Linked DNA regions of Homo sapiens: region 1 is linked to region 2. Evidence: chromatin loops called from intact Hi-C (ENCODE). Cell type or tissue: Caco-2. All regions are shown on one strand. Each heading gives the region's core, and the rest is flanking DNA. Links, peaks and the distances in the headings are about the cores only.

Evidence for each region. Hi-C counts contacts between places; a loop is a spot of excess contacts. Peaks named below come from ENCODE experiments on the same cell type or tissue, not always from the same donor. Only the 100,000 strongest peaks of a DNase experiment are listed, where the experiment ranks them.
Region 1: it touches region 2 in a loop (10-fold over the local background); 13 of 110 quality-filtered maps call a loop at or near these places.

What each region holds. Positions count from the first base shown.
Region 1 is chr7:104,151,680-104,160,025 of GRCh38, forward strand. The region is part of intron 12 of ORC5 (origin recognition complex subunit 5); the gene reads right to left. Among named protein-coding and RNA genes, the nearest start is that of ORC5, 52 kb to the right of the region's middle. In Caco-2, for the core only: a CTCF peak has its summit at 5,312 (motif pointing left); no DNase peak of the experiment used is centred there.
Region 2 is chr7:103,443,624-103,451,969 of GRCh38, forward strand. SLC26A5 (solute carrier family 26 member 5) reads right to left here and starts at 2,584. Exons shown (of 20, transcript NM_198999.3): 1 at 2,475-2,584. It overlaps SLC26A5-AS1 (SLC26A5 antisense RNA 1), which reads left to right and starts at 1,584. Exons shown (of 4, transcript NR_110141.1): 1 at 1,584-2,896; 2 at 2,994-3,045. RefSeq lists an enhancer at 1,957-2,533 and a silencer at 2,590-2,659. In Caco-2, for the core only: a CTCF peak has its summit at 3,721; DNase peaks (open chromatin) are centred at 2,568 and 3,688; H3K4me3 peaks cover 1,408 bases.

The sequences.
Region 1 (8,346 bases), core at 324-8,323, 710 kb after region 2:
GGTCATCCAGGTACAGTTCAGGTTCAGCTGGCAATTTGGATGGAGAGCTAGAGAATAAGAACTAGAAATATGTATTTCAAAAGCCACCAACATACACAGAGCACTAGCGCCAAGGGAGTAGATAAGACAGCTCTGGGTAAATCTAGTTCCCTTTCTTGTTAACTATGGAGGAGGCATGATTACTTTTGATTCTAAGAATTCAATTAACCACCACCATTCAGAGTGACCAAAGGTGAGGGAGCATTCAGGTTCTAAAGGCTACCTGGGCCTAAGAACCCTAATTTTTCATCTAGGAGAAAAGATAAAGAGTCTTCTCTGAAGCACCAGCTACTGCTGTATGTCTATAGATGGGCAGGTGTGGCCAGTCTCCTTCAAAAATCTCCAATTCATTGTGTGCTGACAAGGAATCAAGACAATTTCTTACTGGAAACCCTCTTTAAGCACCAACATGTCTTTTAATCATCTTTTATAGATTTTGTTTTTTGGGGGGATGGAGTCTTGCTCTGTCACCCAGGCTGGAGTGCAGTGGTACAATCACAGCCCACTGTAGTCTTGACCTCCTGACTCAAGTGATCCTCCCACCTCAGCCTTCAGAGTGGCTGGGATTACAATCACGCACCACCACACGCAGCTAATTTATTTATTGTAGATACAGGGTCTCACTATGTTGCCCAGGCAGGTCTCGAACTCCTGGGTGCAAATGATCCTCCTACCCCAGTCTCTCAAAGCGCTGGGATTACAGGCATGACCCATCATGCCCAGCCAGAAGTATTTTTAAATGTACCACACATTTCCACAACGAAGATTTTTTTCTAAATCATTTATCTCCTATCTGTTCTTATTAAAACTCTTCTCATTTAAACAATCTAGTCATTAAGTTCTATCTAATGCACAAATTTGCCTATATAGTCACTATATATTAGTAGTATGGAATCTCTTAAACATGCATTTGCAAGCACATATCCATACAAACTTTTTTGTGTGTTGTCAGCTAAAAATCTGCCAAGTTAAATAAAATTTATTGGGGTTTAATATATTTCCCCCAAAAATGTGAATAAAGGATATACATTTAGTAAACTTATTGGAAGTAACACTAATCTTTGAGAAAGGTAGTTATAAAATATTGCCCACAAAAATAAAGTACCAATGTATTATTTTATACAAAAGTAGAAAGCATAATTTATGCAATTTTTTAAATCCCTTAGGCAGTTTTTTATATGTCACCCTTAGGCACTGGTTTCATTTTTCTAGAGTTCAGTAAAAATGCCCACTGCTGCAATTATACATTCACAAAGGCAAAGTGATTACACTAAGAAATTTAATGGCAGATTTAGAGAAGATAAGAAAATAGCAGGGGAAAACACTGTTCTTTTACATATGAGAACAAGAAAAACAATCTTTTATCCCTGCGCAGTAAAATAAAATATGCTGTGCTTTTTAGTATCCTTGGTAATAATTAATACTGGTATTCCTTACAACAGTAGTACAGCTAGTAAAAATCATAGGTTAACTTTACTCTTTGCAAACATGAAACATCCCAAAGCAGTTTTTTAAAAAATCTCCTGAAGTAGGTATCTACTGCAGAGTGGTCTGATGGCAGAACAGTAATATGTCCACACCAGGGGTAGTAGGAGATTTGAGAATCTCATTTACTGCACCAGTGGAGACTGAGCATCATGGCGGTGATGCTCTTAGAATCTAGAAAAGAGCCGGCCTCTATTAAATAGCATCCCTGCTGACCTCTTCATCAGCGAAGTAGGCATTAAGTAAGGCTCCTTTACCATCTTGGAATGCAATGTCTCACAATCTCAGTTGTTGTTAAGAAAAAAACATAGTAAGATTATTAGGAAATGTTAGCATTCAAGCTATTTTCTATGATTTACATAACTTACCTTAATAGCATCAAGCATTACAGTCAAATATTACAGAAACACTGGAATGCTGGCACAGGACAAATGAAATGCAGAGAAATTGCAAAGGAAGAGCTCTTCACGTTTCTAATAATTTAGTATCCATGGAATTTTAAGGAAAACTGTCCCTTTTAGTCACCAAGTTTAATGTCTATAAAGATAATGCCCACACTCAAATCAATTTATATAAATATCTTACAGCTAGATTTTAGGATGTTACTCTTTATGTCTACAAAATTCAAATTGTTACCTGATCAATAAATGGATTAGATATTTTTATCTACTAGATTTCTAGTGTTATCTGACTAGCGTTTAATGAATGTAGCTACTTTTTGTAGAAATATAAATATTATGTAATATGCAAATTAACTTTTAAGGTAAAGAAATTTTATCATAAAGTCTTCATAAAATTTATTTAAAGTGCTTTTGGTTAAAAATCTATAAAAGCAGTTTGAAATAATGTATATTAAAAAAGGACATGAGTATAATTTTCCATTATGAAGTATTTCAAATATAGCCATGTAACTTTTTAAGAAAAGCCACTCAGACTGTATATACTAGGCCATATACAATATACTGATTACTTCTCCATAACTTAAGTTCCAAGTCTTGAGATTGTCTGACACCAATGTCATAACTAAATTTAATTGGGTATTAACAAAATTTAGTTATAAATATCAATCATTGCTTCAAACACTAAGTTCAAGGCATGTCAGAAGGAAATATTCAACAAACAGGTTTGTTATGACTCAGTAGAAAACACTTAAATATCTAAGTTATAAAATATTAAGAACTACTTAAGTAAAAAACTCTTATTTATTCACTTTAAGTACTTATTAGTATTCACTTTAAGTATTTAAGTATTAGTTCCTTCAGCACATATATGTCTTCACAGTAAATACATATATACACCATTAACTCTAAACATATAAAATAGAATCTGGTGGCTGCACCAGCACAAATGAAGGGCTGTGGAATCCACAGACACATCTTCATTTCTGTATTCTCTTTATCCAAGACAATGCCTGAAACATAGTAGACACTTAGTAAATATTTGTTAAATGAAATTTTAAGCAGAGAAAGATAAATTTAATTCCAACCATGGAAAAAAAATAAACACTGACTTTGAACTTGAAATGTGAATTAGATTAAAATATTTTTATTTATAAACGTTTTAGAATTAAATAAAAATTAACAACGTCTCCTCTTTAGAAAACTGAAAACTATATAAATTTACCACATATCTACCTGTATTTGAAGAAATATGCCAAAATCTATTTTTGGTGTAATAAAACGTTAGCTACCTTAACAAGTACAGTATAGCAAAAACATCTTCCTACAGCTATGGTGAATTACAGATGAAGTATTTGCTAAAAAAAAAATTTTCATAGATGAAACAACTAAATTATCATTCTGCTTTCTGACTGATGATAAATTCATTTGAGAAAAACAATTGGTTTGGATATATCCTACATATCTTATAAAACAACACCTAAATGAGTAGTAAGGTTGTCTAAATGCTATTACAATAAATAAAACCTCCGTAAGAAACGATTGTTGATTCATGACCAATAAGTTAAATCGATGTAACAAATAACTCCAAGTGTATCCATAGTATCATGACATGAGTTCATAAGCAGAGAAGGTACAAACAGAAAAGGTATATATTTGTATATTAAACTATGCTACAAAATGTTTATGTTCTTATAAATGAAAATAAATTTGCAAAAACACTCTAAATTTTTTATTATGTACAACTAAGTATGAAACCACTCAGAAATTAGGTATTAATTATGGAAAAATCCAACTTGTCAATATGGTACACAGAACTATTTTTTAAAAAGAACTATGCTCCTTTTCTAATCTTTCAGCTGTTTCTTGGTATTAATTCAGAATACATTATTTTATAATATAGTAATATTATTAAAATAAAACCTTTTAAATGGCAGAATTATAGTAAACTACTTTCAAAAATTATTTTCCAAAATGCAAATTGATCGAAGCAGATCAATGAAAATTAAAACATATTCCTTTTACAAGTCACTTTAGAAACCTATACCAATGATTTTAGAAATAAACTCTCCAGCAATTTTATTCTCTGGGAAAAAAATAAAGCAATATGGCTTTGAGATTTTAAAATAAGTGGTATCTCTGATAATCTTAAAGAACTGTACTCCTATTGCTCTGACCTAACTACAAGAGTATTTGGGTAGGGGAGGTAAGAATGAGTAAGAGGAGACATAGAACTATAAAAAGAATGAAACAGATAATTCGGAAATTCCCATATTTTTTTCTTTTAAGAAAAAAAGAATTAAAAAGCATAACTTGGCTTTAATATATTTCTGGAAAAAAAGACAATACTATTTCTTTAAAAGCTGACAAATGGTCTTCAAAATCATAACTGATCAAATTAAAAATTTAGAAAGAATACCTATAAACTTTACCCATTTACTGCATGTATTCCATTCTATCTTATGATGAGAGCAGAAAGGAAAGGAGAAAAGAATGAAATACCAGAATTAATGCTTTGTCACCCATGAAGTTCAGGCATACATAGAAGGGCTACATTTATCTTACTGGAATGAAAATTTTAAAAATGACCCAAGATAATGACTGCAAAATTGTACTAAAGGTAAAAACCAGGTAAGACTAAAATAATAATCTAAAAAAAAATTTAAAGTCATATTTAAGTTCAATAAATCTGAACATTAACATAAAATGTTAAATGTGCTACTATTCTCTTCACTTACTTGTGAGACTAATGAATAGAATTTTATTTAAAATTCAATAGAGAATGAAGAAATTCAGAATAATGCCAACTACAATACAATATTGCTGCTAGTACTATTATAAATTTATTATTCTCAATTGGAATTTTAATAAACTTTAAAGAGTCCTTGAGTTACTATTTTTATAACTTCATTATAGAATAGATTAGATTTGAAATACAATGGAAATAAACTTTTGCTTCAGGAGAATTCTGAATGTCTATATCATACATGATCAATTTATACACAAAATAAGTTTAAACAATTATTTAGTCAGTAAATCCAGCTATAAAAATAGCATATCACTATAAAATAAATTCTTAAAACAGGTGAATACAAAAATAATACATGATCATCTCATATAGACACATTATAACTAATAAAAAGCAATTTACCTCCAGGTACGAAATATAATTCATTGCCAATTTTATTTACATTTTCATAAAAGTGTAAATACACACATACATGTTTATAATTACATTTTTCAGCAAGTTTATTTCCATTCAAATGACCCAATATGTTAACAAATTTCTCTAGATATCACAGACAGTATTAACAGGTAAAAGGTCTGTTTGCCTGGCTCATCTTAAAGCCAGAATGCAAAAACATTGCCATCTAGTGTTCGTACCAAATAAGCACTTTGAAAACAAACGTATTTCTGTTTTTCACTTAAAAAATTAAGTGTATGTAGGTTAAATACAAACTGCCATTCCCATGGTTAAGAGTATAATTTTGATAGAAGAATAAAAGGAGAAAGAAGAAAACTAGAAAAGGTCACTGGGAGTCAATGGGAAGAAGAAAATATAAGGCATGTGGGAGAAATACTCTTTGGATGAGATTCTTGCCACATTTTGTTCTGGAACACAATATATATGTTATTAGATTTTCTTGGATACTTTACTGACCAAGCAAAAGTAAAGATCAACTCCTTAGAACTAGTTGCATCTATCTCTACCTACTCCCCGACCCTTTGTATACCCAATGAGAATAACTAAGATTGTGTTCCTAAATGACTTGCTATTAAATTCACCTAAATTCATGTATAGCAATACTTTAAATATACAAATTTATCATTTTGATTATAAAATGTTAATTAGAAGAGATAAAGAATAAAAAGATCAGCAACTACAATTGTCAAGTTTGAAAAAAATTTAACTTCATTAACAGACAAAGATACATTTTGGGCCAAGTTGTTTTCTTAACTGTGTAATATTACTGGCACTGCTATAACCACGAAGACTGCGGACATTGTTCATCATAGTCAATGGCTCAGAGCAGCTAGTAAATCTCTAAATCAGAAGCCTCCCATTGTTTTTAATTGCCATATATTTTCCCCAGAGGATAAAATTGCTGAAGAGTTTATTTCTAAAAACAGAAAATGCTCTACGAATGTAAAGAACAATATGTAAGGTACCAATAGTAAGGTGTGGCATGTGGTGGCAGTAGTGTTACTATGATGCTACTATTACAATCACAACTACAATGACAACTACCACTACAATATAACCCCATTCAATTCCAACCAAACCAGGGTGACAGTTCACAGGTATGCCTTGCTTTTCAAACCTTTCTTCAGATCATATTAACCTTTCTTTCTGAATCTCTAACCTTAACTCTATCCTTTGGAAATAAGATATCAGGTGATTTTAAACTATTATTTCTCTATTTACCCATTTATACATTTCTGTATAATAAACATGTATCACTTATGTAAATGAGAAATATTTAAAAAACAAAAACTCCTACTCATTCTCCACAGCCAAGCCTCATTTTTCATCTTCTGTGAACTCTTTCAACCTGCCCAATCTAGAATTGATCTCTTTCTGCTCTAAACTTCTCAGAAGCACTATCTAGCATTCATTTACAGCCTTAAGAAAGTATTTAATAAATGGTGCTGGGAAAACTGGCTAGCCATATGTAGAAAGCTGAAACTGGATCCCTTCCTTACACCTTATACAAAAATTAATTCAACATGGATTAAAGACTTAAACGTTAGACCTAAAACCATAAAAACCCTAGAAGAAAACCTAGGCAATACCATTCAGGACATAGGCATGGGCAAGGACTTCATGTCTAAAACACCAAAAGCAATGGTAACAAAAGCCAAAATTGACAAATGGGATCTAATTAAACTAAAGAGCTTCTGCACAGCAAAACAAACTACCATCAGAGTGAACAGGCAACCTACAAAATGGGAGAAAATTTTCACAACCTACTCATCTAACAAAGGGCTAATATCCAGAATCTACAATGAACTCAAACAAATTTACAAAAAAATAAACAAACAACCCCATCAAAAAGTGGGCGAAGGATATGAACAGACACTTCTCAAAAGAAGACATTTATGCAGCCAAAACACACATGAAAAAATGCTCATCATCACTGGCCATCAGAGAAATGCAAATCAAAACCACAATGAGATACCATCTCACACCAGTTAGAATGGCGATCATTAAAAAGTCAGGAAACAACAGGTGCTGGAGAGGATGTGGAGAAATAGGAACACTTTTACACTGTTGGTGGGACTGTAAACTAGTTCAACCAATGTGGAAGTCAGTGCGGCGATTCCTCAGGATCTAGAACTAGAAATATCATTTGACCCAGCCATCGCAATCCTGGGTATATACCCAAAGGACTATAAATCACGCTGTTATAAAGACACATGCACAAGTACGTTTATTACGGCACTATTCACAATAGCAAAGACTTGGAACCAACCCAAATGTCCAACAATGATAGACTGGATTAAGAAAATGTGGCACATATACACCATGGAATACTATGCAGCCATAAAAAATGATGAGTTCATGTCCTCTGTAGGGACATGGATGAAATTTGAAATCATCATTCTCAGTAAACTATCACAAGGACAAAAAACCAAACACCGCATGTTCTCACTCATAGGTGGGAATTGAACAATGAGAACACATGGACACAGGAAGGGGAACATCACACTCTGGGGACTGTTGTGGGGTGGGGGGAGGGGGGAGGGATAGCATTAGGAGATATACCTAATGCTAAATGACGAGTTAATGGGTGCAGCACACCAGCATGGCACATGTATACATATGTAACTAACCTGCACATTGTGCACATGTACCCTAAAACTTAAAGTATAATAATAATAAAATAAAATAAAATAAATAAACTTGTAGAGAAAGCCAAAAAAAAAAAAAAGTATTTTCATGTATACATTTTAATGCCCTAGAATAAGTTATAAGCTCATTGAAAGAAAAAACATGTACTATCCTTCACTGTGCCCCTCACACAGGTAATTTGTGGGCACCTGAGAAGTACAATCACATGTGATGCAAACATGTTTCTGCTCTGTTCAAAAGCACTGTCTGTCTCACTTCCCTAGGCTTTAAATCTCAAAGGTTTACTCATTGCATCATATTGTAAAAGTTGTTTAATCTCTCTGACTTAATGTAAGGCTCCATTGCTTATAATAAAGACCTGATAATTCAAAATACCTGCTAATCTAGAGTTACCGCAACAGTAAACACAAAACAAAAAATTCCTATGTTGTATGTAGAAAGCTATTAATAAAAGGTAAAGTTTTATTAAAATCCAATTTCAGACAAAGCTTTTTTAGAAAATACATGGGAAAAATCCCTGTAACACAAATTAAAACTGAATTACTTTTTTAAAGTTATCAGCATTAGTGA
Region 2 (8,346 bases), core at 43-8,042:
TCTTGATCAATTAAAAACTTAATTAGGCTAATCTGTCTTCAGTCTTTTACAAAGAATACAATTATTCCTTCCCATTCACAGAATACTTACTCAAGGGGCCATGTATTTATTCTATTTGAAAGTAAATTAAGTCATATCCACTCAGTTTGTGAATTTACCCACATTGCTTCATTTCCCTTTCCCTCCATCTACCTATCCTCTGACTAATTCGCTGACCCGTTCTGAAGTGAGCTTTCATAACCTGGGCACCAGGAATCCTCTGAAAGGTGTACAAGATTTTGAATGGGTGAGCTTTTTTATTTTTTTTCTGGGGTAAGTCCCTAGTGTCCTCCAGATTTTGAAAGAGTCCTGTCCCCTCCTTCATAATCCTCTAGAATACAATTGTTTTCAAGGGTGAAGGTGGGGAGAAGATAATGATGTTGATAGTTGTTGGTACCTACAATAAAACATTTTATGAAGTTGGTCCTGGAACTAGTCTTCAAAAGAAGGATTAAAAGAGTTCATGAAATTGGATCTATCCTCCAACAGAATGGACTTACATAAAATGTACTCTGAGTCACAAAATGATTAAATTTATCCATGCTGTGTCTTTTGTGCAAGATTTCACTAGTTTGAAACCAAAAGAAAGGAAAATCATCATCTTATTTTTCTTAACTTTATTAACTTAATGATAATGAGAACACCTGGGAATACGGACGTGCTTCCTATTTATCATGATTTCCCTAGAAAACTGTTTCACTTGGGTTACTAAAATGCAGACTACCTGCAACGGTAGAAAAATTAAGATACCAGGGGGCAACACATGATATTTAGAATGAGATGAAAACTCAACTGACTTTGATCGTCAATTAAATAGGCAGTGCACACCTGCATCTACACCTCACAAGGCAATCCATTGATTGTTAGAAACTTCCTCAGTCTTCCATTCTTCTGTTCTTAGCAAAGCGCCTCTATGCGAAAAGCACTCAAATACTTGTTGGATTGAGTCAATTCTTTTGGTTTCACTCATAAATTAATGAGGAACGTGTAACTCTGTATAGTTTCAGAGTAGTTAAAGAGAGAAAAAAAGAAATGCTACATAAGAGAATTGGGGCTTCAGGTGTTACCTAATAGACTAGAAAGCTTTCCAAGAGTGCACTTAAGATATGAGCTATAGCAACCTTACCTAGGCAATTCTTCACCCTAAGTTTCTTTCTAATGCAAATTAGTTTGAATTTCTCTCTCTTCCCTCCTGTCCTTTGCCTGAAAGTCTTCTGATACAAAGCAATACTACCGTAATTAGAAGGAATGCCTGACAAAAATACATTTTAAATTTCATTTTCAAAAAGGTTGATACTTCGTATTGCATACTCCGAATTCCCCTGCATTTCTATGCTGTAAATTCCTAAACTTTAGATAATACATTTATATCTAGTGCACATTGTTCAGTTTTCAGATAGGAAAAAGCTAAATCTCAGTCTGTGCCCGCAAAAAGTTGATATTTTTTGTTGTTTTAAGAGTCTCCATGAATGTTGTTTAAATTCTAGAATCCACAGTACTCATCGAAGCTAGGAAAAGAATTTTGCCCACCCCACAGCGTATCTGAGGCTTTCTTCACAGCTAGCTGATCGGATCCTTGCAGCTGTTTCTTCTGTAGGTCTCGGAGCTCACTGAGAACGTCCAGCACGCCTTCCCGGCGGGGCCCGGCCCAGGTGCGCACTAGATGAGGCAGTCAACCAAGTCAATTGGTTCCCGATCAACTAAATCTCTCCTAAAAATAAACACTGCCGCGAGCTTCGAGAGTTCAGCGTGTCAGAGCCTCTATGATGGCAGAGCACCTGCCGCGATGCCTGATTGGTAGGGAGAAGGATTTCCCGGGAGGGGGCCAATACCAAATTTTAGGGCTGTTAGGCTCTGAGCAGTCCCTTCGTGACCGGATAAGTCAGAGACCCGGGGTTTGAGCCTTGCCCGGCGCTGAGCGGAGGGCCCAGTTTCGGGACCACAGCCTTGCTCCCTGGGAGCTCCGGGCGGCCAATGCCGGGCAAGCCCAGCCCGGCACAGGAGGAGGCAGGGCCCGTCTCCGGAAAGAGGGCCAGAGGCAGAACTGAGGGCCTGGTTTTGTGTAATTCGATTTGGATACAAACAGGCCAGACCCAAACTGGAAACGGCGAAGGGCTGGATTAGCACCGAAGGGATTCGAGGAGGCAAACGGGAAGTAAAAATGCTGTGTGGAGCTGCAGAGGGCAAGGGGACAGGGGTTGCAAAGGAAAGAGCTTCGTGAGACTTTCTCCTTCCCGGCGTAGGGACCAGCAGAGTGCGGGCAGGTCAGCCCTGTCACCGGTTCGTTTAGGGAAAAAGCGCGACATGGGGCCTGGGAGACAGGGGCAGAGGCGGTGACAGCGAGGGCCCCTGCTCGGGTGGGCCCGCGGGCCTCAGCTCAGTCCCCTCCCGAGGGACCGCGACCCCCGGCCCCGCGGCCGCCCGCGCGCACTCACCAGCCCGGGCTGCCCTGGGCGGAGCCGCCCCGCCGCGCTCCACAGCCGCTGCCTCTTCGACGCGCGCGCTGCCTCCAGGTGCGGCTCTAGGAGGAGGCGCCGCGGGCAGTGCCGGCCGCGCCCCGCGACTCCCGGTAACCCGAGCCCGCCCCGCCCCGCTAGGGCCAGGCCCCGCCGCCACCCTCCGCGCTGGGACGCCGGGGCGCGGGCATCCCTGCCGCCTACGGATCTCTTCCCAAGCACCTAGAACTTTCCAAAGCGTGCTTGGAATTTAACACCTTGGTCGTCGATCCCCGCAAATATACTCTGATGAGACCGGCTTTCTTCCCATACCGCCCAGGAGTTTCTCCAGGTGGCATTCCTGTCGCCTTGAGGTGGAACATCAGTAGAGGCTCGAGGCTGAAGCAAGCACAATACACAAGGTATAGCGTTCAAGTGGAAAACATTGCGTATTATGATTTTAAAATGAAAAAAAAACACAAAAAACCTGACTTATCTTTTCAATTACAATCATTATAGAGACTCCGATTCGTACAGGAACATTTCGAAAACAGGAAATCCTGAGGACAATGTGAGTATGAGTTTTTTTTTTTTTTTAATTTTCAAAAATCTTTGATGAACTGCCTTTGGTTAACACTTGGTTTGCAAATATTGACTATTGCACGACAAGGCAATGCATGATAAGTTATTTTCTGGGCATTTAAGTTAGAATTTATAAAACAACTTTTGCTTTTTATTAAGTAGAATAATGTAACACGTTACCCCAAGCTGGGAGAATTGCTTGAGTCCAGGAGTTTGAGACCAGCCTGGGCAACAAAGCGAGACTCCGTCTCTTAAAAAAAAAAATTAGATAGGAAATAGCTTGTTTTGCATCTAGCAACTGGGATACAAGAGAGCACCGCAGCCAGAGTGCCGGGCTCCAAGAGGGTGAGGGGTAGAAAATGATTTCAGATACATACTTCCCTCTGGCTTTATGCCTTAGCAAGGATTATAGTTGGTTCATTAAGAGCATCTTTTTTTTTTTTTTTGCTTTGTGCATTTCTGCGCGTGCACACTGTAGTGACACGTGGCGGACTAGCTGTTTGGTCTTAAAGCTGTAAATGCACGCCTGCAGACACCAGAGGCTTCTGCCAAGGAGACCCCACCTCCAGAACCTGGGCCAGGCCTTTGGCTGGGAGCGCTGGTGCTGTTCTTCATCCGAGAGGAAAGGCTAGAGATTCCCTCCCTACTCCACACGAGGGCGATCTCTTCAAGGGCACCAGACCACTCTCCGCGTCCCTAGCTGAGGAAACCAAATTTGCTTTTCTCCACGCTTTTGAACATCTCTAAACAAATCTTAATAGGGTAATTTACTAAGGAGGAGTTGGGCTCCTGGGACGTGCATTTCTGGTGTCCTTCATTTGCCACTTGGCCTTTGCCATCCTATGAAATTATTTTGTCACATACCTGTCTGTAGCCCAGTACTTCTTACACTTTAATGTGCATAGGAATCACCTGCGGATCCCGTTAAAAACGCAGATTCTGATTCAGTAGGTCTGGGGTGGGGTCTGAGATGTGCCTTTCTAACAGGCCCCTGGGTGATCCTGATAGGCTACTGGAGGACCAAACTTTGAGTAGCAACACTGGAGACAGTTGGATGATAAACTGGTTTTGCCGGTAGCACCAGGTACCTAATATACTAACACAATAATGGCAATGTTGCTAACACCTGTTCAGTGTTTACATGTAGTAGGCACTGTTCTGAGTACATGTATTTACTTGTATAGATATTGCTATTATTTCTGGTTTAGAGATGAGTTTGCTTTTAATATGAGTCTTCCCCACCCCCTACCCCCTTCCCATCCTTGCTGGCTTAATTACATTTATTTGGTATTAGAATATTAGGGAGAGTATCAGGAAGAACAGCTAGTGGATGCTAGACCTTAATACCTAGGTGATGGGGTTGACCTGTGCAGCAAACCACCATGACACACGTTTACCTGTGTAATAAATCTGCACATCCTGGACATGTACTCCAGAACTTAAAAGCGGATAAAAGAAAAAATTAAAGAATATTAAAAAGATCTGAAAACGTATACTCAGGGAATTTTCTTCCCTCCTTTGTTCCACACATTCTAGCCAATCCTGTGTGAGTAAACAATGTCATGATTTCTCATCTATTCTTCCTGTGTTTTTGTAAAGCCACAGATATTTGTTTACATGTTCTTGGCTGCCTGCCTGCCTTCCTTCCTTTCCTTCCTTCCTTCCTTTCCTTCCTTCCTTCCTTGCCTTCCTTCTTTTATTATGCTTTAAGTTCTGGGATACACGTGCAGAATGTGCAGGTTTGTTACATAGCTATACAAGTGCCAGGGTGGTTTGCTGCACCCATCAACCCGTCATCTACATTAGGAATTTCTCCTAATGTTATCCCTCCCCTAGCCCCCCACCTCCGACAGGCCCCAGTGTGTGATGTTCCCCTCCCTGTGTCCAGGTGTTCTCATTGTTCAACTCCCACCTATGAGTGAGAACATGAGGTGTTGGGTTTCCTGTTCTTGTGTTAGTCTGCTGAGAATGACAGTTTCCAGCTTCATCCATGTCCCTGCAAAGGACATGAACTCACCCTTTTTTATGGTTGCATAGTATTCTATGGTGTATATGTGCCACATTTACTTTATCCGGTCTATCATTGATGGGCATTTGGGTTGGTTCCATGTCTTTGCTATTGTGAATAGTGCTGCAATAAACATACATGTGTATGTGTCTTTAGAGTAGAATGATTTATAATCCTTGGGGTATATACCTAGTAATGGGATTGCTGGGTCAAATGGTAATTCTAATTCTAGATCCTTAAGGAATCACTACACTGTCTTCCACAATGGTTGAACTAATTTACACTCCCACCAACAGCATAAAAGCTTTCCTGTTTCTCCACATCCTCTCCAGCATCTGTTGTTTCCTGACTTTTTAATGATCACCATTCTAACTAGCATGAGATGGTATCTCATTGTGGTTTTGATTTGCATTTCTCTAATGACTAGTGATGATGAGCATTTTTTCATATGTCTGTTGGCTGTGTAAATGTCTTCTTTTGAGAAGTGTCTGTTCATATCCTTTGCCCACTTTTTGATGGGGTTGTTTTTTTCTTGTAAATTTGTTTAAGTCCTTTGTAGATTGTGGATATTAGCCCTTTGTCAGATGGGTAGATGGTAAAAATTTTCTCCCGTTCTTTTGGTTGCCTGTTGACTCTGATGATTGTTTCTTTTGCTGTGCAGAAGCTCTTTAGTTTAATTAGATCCCATTTGTCAATTTTGGCTTTTGTTGCCATTGCTTTTGGTGCTTTAGACATGAAGTCCTTGCCCATGCCTATGTCCTGAACGGTATTGCCTAGGTTTGCTTCTAGGGTGTTTATGGTTTTAGGTCTAACATGTAAGTCTTTAATCCATCTTGAATTAATTTTAGTACAAGGTGTAAGGAAGGGATCCAGTTTCAGCTTTCTACATATGGCTAGCCAGTTTTCCCAGCACCATTTATTAAATAGGGAATCCTTTCCCCATATCTTGTTTTTGTCAGGTTTGTCAAAGATCAGATAGTTGTAGATATGCGGCGTTATTTCTGAGGGCTCTGATCTGTTCTATTGGTCTATATCTCTGTTTTGGTACCAGTACCTTGCTGTTTTGGTTACTGTGTAGTATAGTTTGAAGTCAGGTAGCATGATGCCTCCAGCTTTGTTCTTTTGGCTCAGGATTGACTTGGCAATGCGGGCTCTTTTTTGGTTCCATATGAATTTTAAAGTAGTTTTTTCCAATTCTGTGAAGAAAGTCATTGGTAGCTTGATGGGGATGGCATTGAATCTGTAAATGACCTTGGGCAGTGTGGCCATTTTCACGATATTGATTCTTCCTACCCATGAGCATGGAATGTTCTTCCATTTGTTTGTGTCCTCTTTTATTTCATTGAGCAGTGGTTTGTAGTTCTCCTTGAAGAGGTCCTTCACATCCCTTGTAAGTTGGATTCCTAGGTATTTTATTCTCTTTGAAGCAATTGTGAATGGGAGTTCACGCATGATTTGGCTCTCTGTTTGTCTGTTATTGGCGTATAAGAATGCTTGTGATTTTTTGCACATTGATTTTGTGTCCTGAGACTTTGCTGAAGTTGCCTATCAGCTTAAGGAGATTTTGGGCTGAGACGATGGGGTTTTCTAGATATACAATCATGTCATCTGCAAACAGGGACAATTTGACTTCCTCTTTTCCTAATTGAATACCCTTTATTTCCTTCTCCTGCCTGATTGCCCTGGCCAGAACTTCCAACACTATGTTGAATAGGAGTGGTGAGAGAGGGCATCCCTGTCTTGTGCCAGTTTTCAAGGGGAATGCTTCCAGTTTTTGCCCATTCAGTATGATATTGGCTGTGGGTCTGTCATAGATAGCTCTTATTTTGAGATACGTCCCATCAGTACCTAATTTATTGAGAGTTTTTAGCATGAAGGGTTGTTGAATTTTGTCAAAGGTCTTTTCTGCAGGTATTGAGATAATCATGTGGTTTTTGTTGTTGGCTCTGTTTATATGCTGGATTACGTTTATTGATTTGTGTATGTTGAAGCAGCCTTGCATCCCAGAGATGAAGCCCACTTGATCATGGTGGATAAGATTTTTGATGTGCTGCTGGATTCGGTTTGCCAGTATTTTATTGAGGATTTTTGCATCGATGTTCATCAGGGATATTGGTCTAAAATTCTCCTTCTTTGTTGTGTCTCTGCCAGGTTTTGGTATCAGGATGATGCTGGCCTCATAAAATGATTTAGGGAGGATTCCCTCTTTTTCTATTGATTGGAATAGTTTCAGAAGGAATGGTAGCAGCTCCTCCTTGTACCCCTGGTAGAATTCGGCTGTGAATCCATCTGGTCCTGGACTTTTTTTGGTTGGTAAGCTATTAATTATTGCATCAATTTCAGAGCCTGTTATTGGTCTATTCAGAGATTCAACTTCTTCCTGGTTTAGTCTTGGGAGGGTGTATGTGTCGAGGAATTTATGCATTTCTTCTAGATTTTCTAGTTTATTTGCGCAGAGGTGTTTATAGTATTCTCTGATGGTAGTTTGTATTTCTGTGGGATTGGTGGTGATATCCCCTTTATCATTTTTTATTGCATCTATTTGATTCTTCTCTCTTTTCTTCTTTATTAGTCTTGCTATCGGTCTATCAATTTTGTTGATCTTTTCAAAAAACCAGCTCCTGGATTCATTGATTATTTTGAAGGGTTTTTTGTGTCTCTATTTCCTTCAGTTCTGCTCTGATCTTAGTTATTTCTTGCCTTCTGCTAGCTTTTGAATGTATTTGCTCTTGCTTTTCTAGTTCTTTTAATTTTGATGTTAGGGTGTCAATTTTAGATCTTTCCTGCTTTCTCTTGTGGGCATTTAGTGCTATGAATTTCCCTCTAAATACTGCTTTTACTGTGTCCCAGAGATTCTGGTATATTGTATCTTTGTTCTCGTTGGTTTCAAAGAACATCTTTATTTCTGCCTTCATTTCTTTATGTACCCAGTAGTCATTCAAGAGCGGGTTGTTCAGTTTCCATGTAGTTGAGCGGTTTTGAGTGAGTTTCTTAATCCTGAGTTCTAGTTTGATTGCACTGTGGTCTGAGAGACAGTTTATTATAATTTCTGTTCTTTTATATTTGCTGAGGAGTGCTTTACTTCCAACTATGTGGTCAATTTTGGAATAGGTGTGGTGTGGTGCTGAAAAGAATGTATATTCTGTTGATTTGGGATGGAGAGTTCTGTAGATGTCTATTAGGTCCACTTGGTGCAGAGCTGAGTTCAGTTCCTGGATATCCTTGTTAACTTTCTGTCTCGTTGATCTAATGTTGACAGTGGGGTGTTAAAGTCTCCCATTA